Linked DNA regions of Mus musculus: region 2 is linked to region 1. The links are chromatin contacts, found by Hi-C or POLR2A ChIA-PET in ENCODE. All regions are on one chromosome and are shown on one strand. Each heading gives the region's core, a stretch centred on a gene start or an enhancer-like site at or near the end of the contact. The rest is flanking DNA. Distances are from core to core; before and after follow the strand shown.

What was found. Hi-C counts contacts between places; a loop is a spot of excess contacts on that map. ChIA-PET counts read pairs that join two places held with the same protein, here RNA polymerase II (POLR2A).
Region 2: a map of left cerebral cortex shows a loop between it and region 1 (2.5-fold over the local background). The contact joins the promoter of Abca17 here to the promoter of Ccnf in region 1. A Hi-C loop is called at or near these places in 5 of 37 maps with a recorded cell type or tissue (heart and left cerebral cortex). POLR2A ChIA-PET finds 5 or more read pairs at or near these places in 4 of 5 experiments (Patski and embryonic stem cell).

Annotation. Positions count from the first base shown.
Region 1 is chr17:24,250,069-24,253,760 of GRCm38, reverse strand. It overlaps Ccnf (cyclin F), which reads left to right and starts at 2,352. Exons shown (of 17, transcript NM_007634.4): 1 at 2,352-2,466. The coding sequence starts at 2,451.
Region 2 is chr17:24,349,544-24,353,152 of GRCm38, reverse strand. Abca17 (ATP-binding cassette, sub-family A (ABC1), member 17) reads left to right here and starts at 2,094. Exons shown (of 31, transcript NM_001031621.3): 1 at 2,094-2,185. Abca3 (ATP-binding cassette, sub-family A (ABC1), member 3) reads right to left here and starts at 1,130. Exons shown (of 33, transcript NM_013855.3): 1 at 902-1,130.

The sequences.
Region 1 (3,692 bases), core at 1,103-3,602:
TACAGTGTCTGCCCATTCAGATTCAGCCACCTTGTCTCTTTGCCTTGCTTAATAGATCTCTTTACATTTGGTTTGTGCTTGGAAATTGCTGCTTGGATGTGGTCTGTGCCTCCCTGAAATACATGGGCTCCTCAGCTCCCAAGAGCTGACTTTCCTGAGATTTCTCATCCCATGAAGCCCAATGGGGATGGATATACCTCATACTCTGGTGGAGTAGCTCTTAGCCATAGGGGTTCAACAGTGGTAGGACCAGGAGGCAGGACATGATCAGATCTACAGCCAAGAGAACACCTGGTTCCTAAAACATAAAAATATTTTGGCCAAGTGAAGTTGTCTTAGTTAGGGTTTTACTGCTATGAACAGATGCCATAACCAGCACAACTCTTATAGGGACATTTAATTGGGGCTGGCTTACAGATTCAGAGGTTCAGTCCATTATCATCAAGACGGGAACATGGTAGCATCCAGGCAGGCATGGTGCAGGAGGAGCTGAGAGTTCTACATCTTCATCTGTATCAGTATTCTGCTAGCACTGGCTTCCAGGAAGCTAGGATGGGGGTCTTAAAGCCCATACCACAGTGACACACCGACTACAACAGGAACACACTTTCTAATAGTGCCACTCCCTGGGCCAAACATATTCAAACGTGACAGAAGTGGTACCTAACTATAAGCCAACAGTCAGGAAGCTGGAGCAGGACAGACCTCACGTTATAGGTCAGCCTGGGCTTCGTGGGGTTTTCTAGTTTGCTTTCTGTTCTAACAAACAACAGGACCAAAAACAATTTATTTGTCTTACACTTCTAGGTCACAACCCATCATTGAAGGAAGTCAGAGCCGGAGCTCAACCAAGGCAGGACCATGGACCAGTGCTGTCTGGCTGATGCTCAGCTAGCTTTCTTATATAGCCTAGACACACCTACCTAGGGATGGCACCACCAGAGGTGGTGAGAGGCTGAACCCTCTCAGTCATCAATCATACCAATCCCTCACAGACATGGCCACAGACCAGTCTGATATGGGCAATCACATAACTGAGTCTCCCTCAGATGACTCTAAGCAGTGTCAGGTTGTTAGCTGAAGGGCATTGGGAGACCCTTTATCAAAACCAACAAAACCCGCCTCCAATAAATAATAGAAACTGAAATTGAGTAGGATACAAAACAAGGTAGAGCAAAAAAAAAAAAAAAGACAACTGATCAACTGATGACTTTGTAACTCTGATTAACCAGGGGACCAGATAGATTGTTATGTATTCTGAAATGTGATGGACAGCGGGTTTGCTCATTGTTAGATTTAGTTTTTTTAATACCTTCCAGAGGCTACCAAAAGCAAATTCTGAAAACAGCACTTCTGTCCCAAGTAACAAAGTACAAAAGGAGGAAGATAAAAAAGTAACAAAGTAGCTGGGTGGTGGTGCCACATGCCTTTAATCACAGCACTCGGGAGGCAGAGGCAGGCGGATTTCTGAGTTCAAGGCCAGCCTGGTCTACAGAGTGAGTTGCAGGTCAGCCAGGGCTACACAGAGAAACCCTGTCTCGAAGAAAAGAAAAAGTAACAAATTGGAAAACAGTATAGTCTTCCGGAAAAGAGACAGTGTGAGGGTTCCCCATGGAGATCAGCAGCAATGGGGAGCAAATCCCAAGTCTTGCTCTAGGGTTCTCTAATATTCTGTGCTGTGAACAGCCATTCCCTATTAACTGTCTCAGACCCACTAGAGGTCTTGCTATCCAGCTTCCAGCACAGGTCAGATACAGTGAGCATGCTGGCTTCGGGGAGGGGATGAAGGCTGACCCAAGCTGTGGGGATAAGCCTGGGCCTATTCCTCGCTCTCCACCCTCAAGAGACCACTTGTCTTTTCTCGACAGATCATCTCATGAGAATACGGAACATGTACTCGAGTGAACACATCGCTCAGCAGACTGTGACTGTGGCTGTGGCTGCCCGGCATCGGAGCCCAGCTTCTGCAATTTCCACATCAGTGTTGGAGTTGGCGCCTCCAAATGCAGTCTCCTCGGCCGGAAGCTCGCGTGGGAGGGACAGGTAGTAAGCCACGACCAACTCCGGACGGTAGGACAAGTCTTGGAGGGAGAAGACCAGCCCTCTCTGCCTCCGGGCGGGCTTTTTAGGATAGCCCGCCGGCGCCAGCTGAACTCCTCCGTCCCCCGCCCAGCGGAGAAGGCGGGTCAACCACGAGCGATAAGCCAATAGACAGCCAGCGTTTGAATTCGCGTCCTGGTGTAGCCAATCACAAATGCCCAGAGCCTGCGGGGCAGGAGAGGCTAGTGATCTGGGGGGCGTAACTCTGTGGTCCTACCAGTAGGAGCTCCCGGCGCGTTTGAAAACGGGGCGGGGGTGGGGCCCGCGCCTGCGTGAGGCGCTCCGTGCACTTGCCCCAGGCGCGGGCGCGCTTGAGAGCGGTCTAAAGCGGCAGTGGAGGGAGCTCGGCGATGGGGAGCGGCGGTGGTGAGTGCTGGCGGGAGCCGGGTAGGCGATAGGTCATACGGAACGGAGGCCGGAGGAGCATGGACTCGGGCCCCTGTGACCCGGGAGTGCGCGTCGCATCCCCCAAAGCACGGGGTAGGCACGTATCCCCGACTGCGAGCCCGCCCGCGCGGTTTAAATGCCCGCCCGGCGCCTATGCCTCTCCTGTTACCCCAGGGCTATTTAGGTTCTCTACTTAGCAAACTACGATTTTACTTATCTGTGAAGTCGTGGGCAATCCACACGATATAGAGCGATCTCAGGCCCTGTCCGGACTCTTGTGGGCGGCTTGATCACCTGAGGGTTGGCTGAGGCCACAGGATCTGCCCCGTGAAAACGTCTCACGACCTGGGGGTGCGATTTCACTTGTTAGAGTGGTTAAACACTTCCAGACATGCTCTAGAGCACACGAGTCAAGAAACTGTTATGATAATATTCTTAGAATGTTTGGGAATTATAGCTCTCTGGGTATACATTTGGCCTTTGCTGTAAATTTGGTTTCCAATAAGACTCAGGTGAAGAGTTTGGGAGTGGACAGTCTCTTAGAGACCTCCTGATGGAAAGCCCGAGGTCAGCCACTTTTGCCTCAGTGTGAGGAGGAAAAATAGGTAGAAAGATAGGCGCATTTATAAGTAGGAAGGCAGGACCTTGGGGGGGGGGGGTAATGTGGGGGCCCTTTGTGAAATAGGGAAAAAAGCCATAGGCGTTGAATGAAGAATGAATTGCTGAAGTAAATATTGGAACAACCCACTGTGGAGGAGAAGAGCTCATCTGAAGAGCATGTCTGGGTCCAGTTGCTGTGTGCCTGAGTTCTCAACATGTGGGCGCGACTCCATTGGGGGGGTCACACGACCTTTTCACAGGAGTTGCAGATCAGACATCCTGCATATCAGATATTTACATTAAGATTCATAACCGTAGCAAAATTACAGTTATGAAGTAGCAATGAAGGTATTTTATGGTTGGGGGTCACTGCAGCATGAGGAACTGAGTGTATTAAAGGGTCCACGGTGCTAGGAAGGGGTGATTTTGCACTGTAAGCTGAGTGTGGAAGACCCCTCTGTTTGGGGACTGGGGAGCTCTCACCATCTGCCAAGCTGAGAGCTGCTCTGGGATGGATCTGGCCTCCATGTTCTACAGAACGGCCTGCTAATTTGAGTTCCCAGTCTATGCTATGCAAGTCCCTTGGTCAACCATATGCTGATAGT
Region 2 (3,609 bases), core at 845-3,344, 100 kb before region 1:
GAAATAAGGCTGCTTAGGAGACAGGGGCAGAATTCAGTTCCTTAAGCCTTGCCTGGGTCTCCACATTGTTACTACAAAGCCCCAGTCACTCATTGGGAGAGCATTTCCTGAGTGCTCCTCACGTTACAAACACCAAGTCCCTATTTATGATACAAGAACCGTTCAGGCCTGGAGGCAAAGGGACAGACAGAAATACCTTTTAAGACAAAGCCCAAATGGGCCACACACAGGGAAAGCTCAAGCGTGCAGTACCAGGGACCTGACCCCCAGGCTGGAGCCCTGACCCCCAGGAACTAGTCGAAGTTCGGGGTCGGTCATTCTGAGCACCAACACCAAACACCGAGACACTTGACCAGAGCACAGTTGCTGTAGTTGCTGTGGTTCCCCCTTCCGAGTTCTGTATTGCACATTGAGGGCTTCGCCAACTTCAACCCCTATCAAAGCATCCCTTGAACCCTACGTTAAAGTTCATGAAAACGAAGATGCTGAAGCTTGAAGAACTGGGAGGAATTCCATCCAGGACCAGCACTGGCCGGTTGAGCCTGGAGCATTCCGCCGGCCTGCTGTGTCGCAGCCCGCAAAGCGCCTGAGGGCGGCGGCTGTCTGTCCACCTGCCAGGCCCGCACAATAGACCCCGTAACGACCCAGCGGTCTGTGCGGGTTCCTGCGAGCCCCGCGACCCCGCTATAGCGGGGACACACCCAGCATGAGGACGCCAAGACAGCTACACCTGCAGCAATACGAAGGGTCAGTCCGCGAGCCCGCAGGTCCCGGCGATAGGCAGGGGCTCGGAGGCCCCAGGTTGGGGCGCTGCCCGCTGGCAGAGTGGAGACCCGGGCAAGGACGGGAAATCTCAGAGCCCCGAGCTAGCGCGCGAGTGACAAGTCCTAGTGACACTCACCGACCCTCAGCGCCAGGGTGGCGGCGGTCTGCGCAGCTCTCTCGCCAGGTTCCCTCCCTTAGACTCCCGGTCCTGCTCCAGCCTTGCTGGGGCGGTTGCGGCCGAAGCTGACAACTGAGGCGGCGGGGCAGAGAGGAGGCGCCTGCGACAGGCGCGGGTGGAAGAACGCACCAGGAAGCTCCGGCTCCTGGAGGGGGTGGGGGGGCGCGTCGGAGCGCGCGTGCGCACTGGGCCGCCCCTGCAGGTGCCCCGGGTTTGCCCCCGGCCGGCTCAGCCTCGCCTAAGCTCTGGATTCAGCGTCTGCGCAGTGCCTGGCACATGTTGCCCAGCTCCGACAGAGGGCGCTCTGCGTAGCGCGTGCACCCCTCCCAGTTCAACATTCCGGATCGTGCGTCTGCGCAGTACTCCACGCAGGTCTCACCTCCAGTGGGCAAGCGCTTGTAGGGTGGGGTGAGCGTGCGTGATGGGTTGCCCCTGCGGGTTTTCTCCGCATCCGCCACTGATCGTGCAGCACGCCCTTGCTCGCGTCCAGCAAACAGTAGGCGTTAGTTTGGGGCTCTGAGCCCCGGGGTCGCTGGCCTGAAGCTCATCTCTGGACAAATGTGTTTCAAAGCAGTTGAGGCTGTAACATCAAGAATCTCACTTTCGCAGCGGGATTCAAGTTCCTCTTTCTCTTCAGGGCTCTCTCCCCATCTCACTCTTGTCACCAAGAGAAAGTGCTACTTTCTGCTCTCAGCAGGAGGAACCCAAGCCCTAGTGAGGTTAGGTCTAGGAACCTTTCAGAGGCGACAGCCCACAGCTAGGAAAGGGAAAGTCACGGTCCAGCCCAGCAGCACCACTAGGAGAATACAGTCAGGGTGGGAGGGGGTTCTCAGGGATCTGGGTCTCCTCAGGCAGAAGGCAGGGCGTCGGGGTCTCTTGGGCGGTAGAGTTTCCTCGGACAGGAGATTGGGGCGTTAGGATTTCTTCAGGCAGTAGACAGGCATGGAGGTGGGAGGGGGTTGTGGTTCCTTCAGACAGTAGGATGCGAACATCTGTGTGCCCTCGGCCCAGGCAGGAGGGAATGGCATTGGAATCACAGGTTGCTGCAGCTTGGGCATCCGCGCGGCTGGCCCGGGAGAAGCGGGGTTGAGCGTGGGCGTGGCCGTGTCGCGGGGCCAACAGTCGTCGAGGGCGATCCAGCGGGTCCTTCAGTGCCCGTGGCCACGGACAGGGTGCCTGCGGTGAGTGAGGCGCAGCCCTCCCCGGATTCCGGGCTGCGGACCAGACCTGCCTAGCCTTAAGGTAACCCTGGGATCGTGACTTCCGAATCAATGCCAGTTACACTGTGGTCATAACCTCTCGCTCTCTAGGGTCCTGTATGGCTAACCAGAAGATGGACTCCCTAAGAAAAGAGCCCTTGCCTGGTACATGGTCAGTTCCCTGGGGTCCTAGAACACCTTGTCCAGAAATGCTCTAGTCAAGTTTGCCGAATAAAGGGAGTCTCAAAGACCTGGCTTCAGGTCTTGAGTCCTTCACTAGTGTATTCAAGTCATTGTATTTTCCAGAATCTTAATTTCTCATTCCTAAAATTGAAATGGTAGTAATAGCGTATTCAAAGGTTGCGGTTCCCCCACAACCACCACTTTTTTTCCAAAGTGAAATGAGAAAAGTGCATGCTTAAGGGATTATCATCATGCCTGGCACTTAAATGGCAGTATGTGCCTGTTGTAACAAGCATGTAGCGGTGTGTGTTGGGGGAGATGGGGGGACAATTAAAGCAAGGTGGGGATTTGGATTATTGGTGTGCTGTAAACATCTCCAAAAGACTTTGTCCCCAAAGACTTTCTCTCCATCATCCTTCCAACCCAAAATGTCTCTCCCATTCTCTATTTCATGATAGGAGGTGTATGAATCTGGCTGACTGGAACTGGACGTTAAACTTAATCGCTTTTCTTTCAAAACAGTACTTGCCATTTTCAACTTAAATTCTTTAGTCCTTTCCAAACCTAAGCCTAGTTCTGCAGAACTAAATCTAGGAACAGAGCTGGGTGACTTAGAATTCCCTTAGGCAAAGGCGAGGTTGAGAGTATTCGTGATGCGTGTTCCTCAGAATCTCACAAAGTAGGTGTCTGGTGTCAAAGTCTCATTTTATTGTGTATTGAGGAGTACAGATGAAACTGGTAAAGGAAGTATTGAAACAGCCATCTAACACCAAATTCAAAGTCCTCAACAATGTATTGTTAGAACTGAATATATTGTTATTTGAAACTAATGTAAACACAATCACACGGAAATGTGTGTACATCATTGACTATGACAGTGAGTTATGTAGGCTTGTTCTATTAAATATCCAGGCAGCACAGAAACTGTAGCAACACTGCCATAGTGGTCTTTGTGTGAATCTCTATCTTGCTTCAAGTGTAGTTTGCATAGCTTTTAATCATCTAGAAGTTTTAGAGGTGTTTCATATAGATGATTAGTATATTCACAAATTTAAAATTTAGCAAGTATTATATAAATATATTCTTCAAATTTTAAAACAAAAGGCCACTTTTTTTATAACTGCCATCCTCTTCCCATGCCATTTGTTCAGTAAATACTCTCTCTATAATTTTGTACCTGTTTATGTAAATATATAGATTTATCTATAGATGTAAATTGGACACGTGACATTTGCATCTCTCTCTTCTCTCTCTTTCTCTCTCTCTCTGCCAGATGTCCCACCT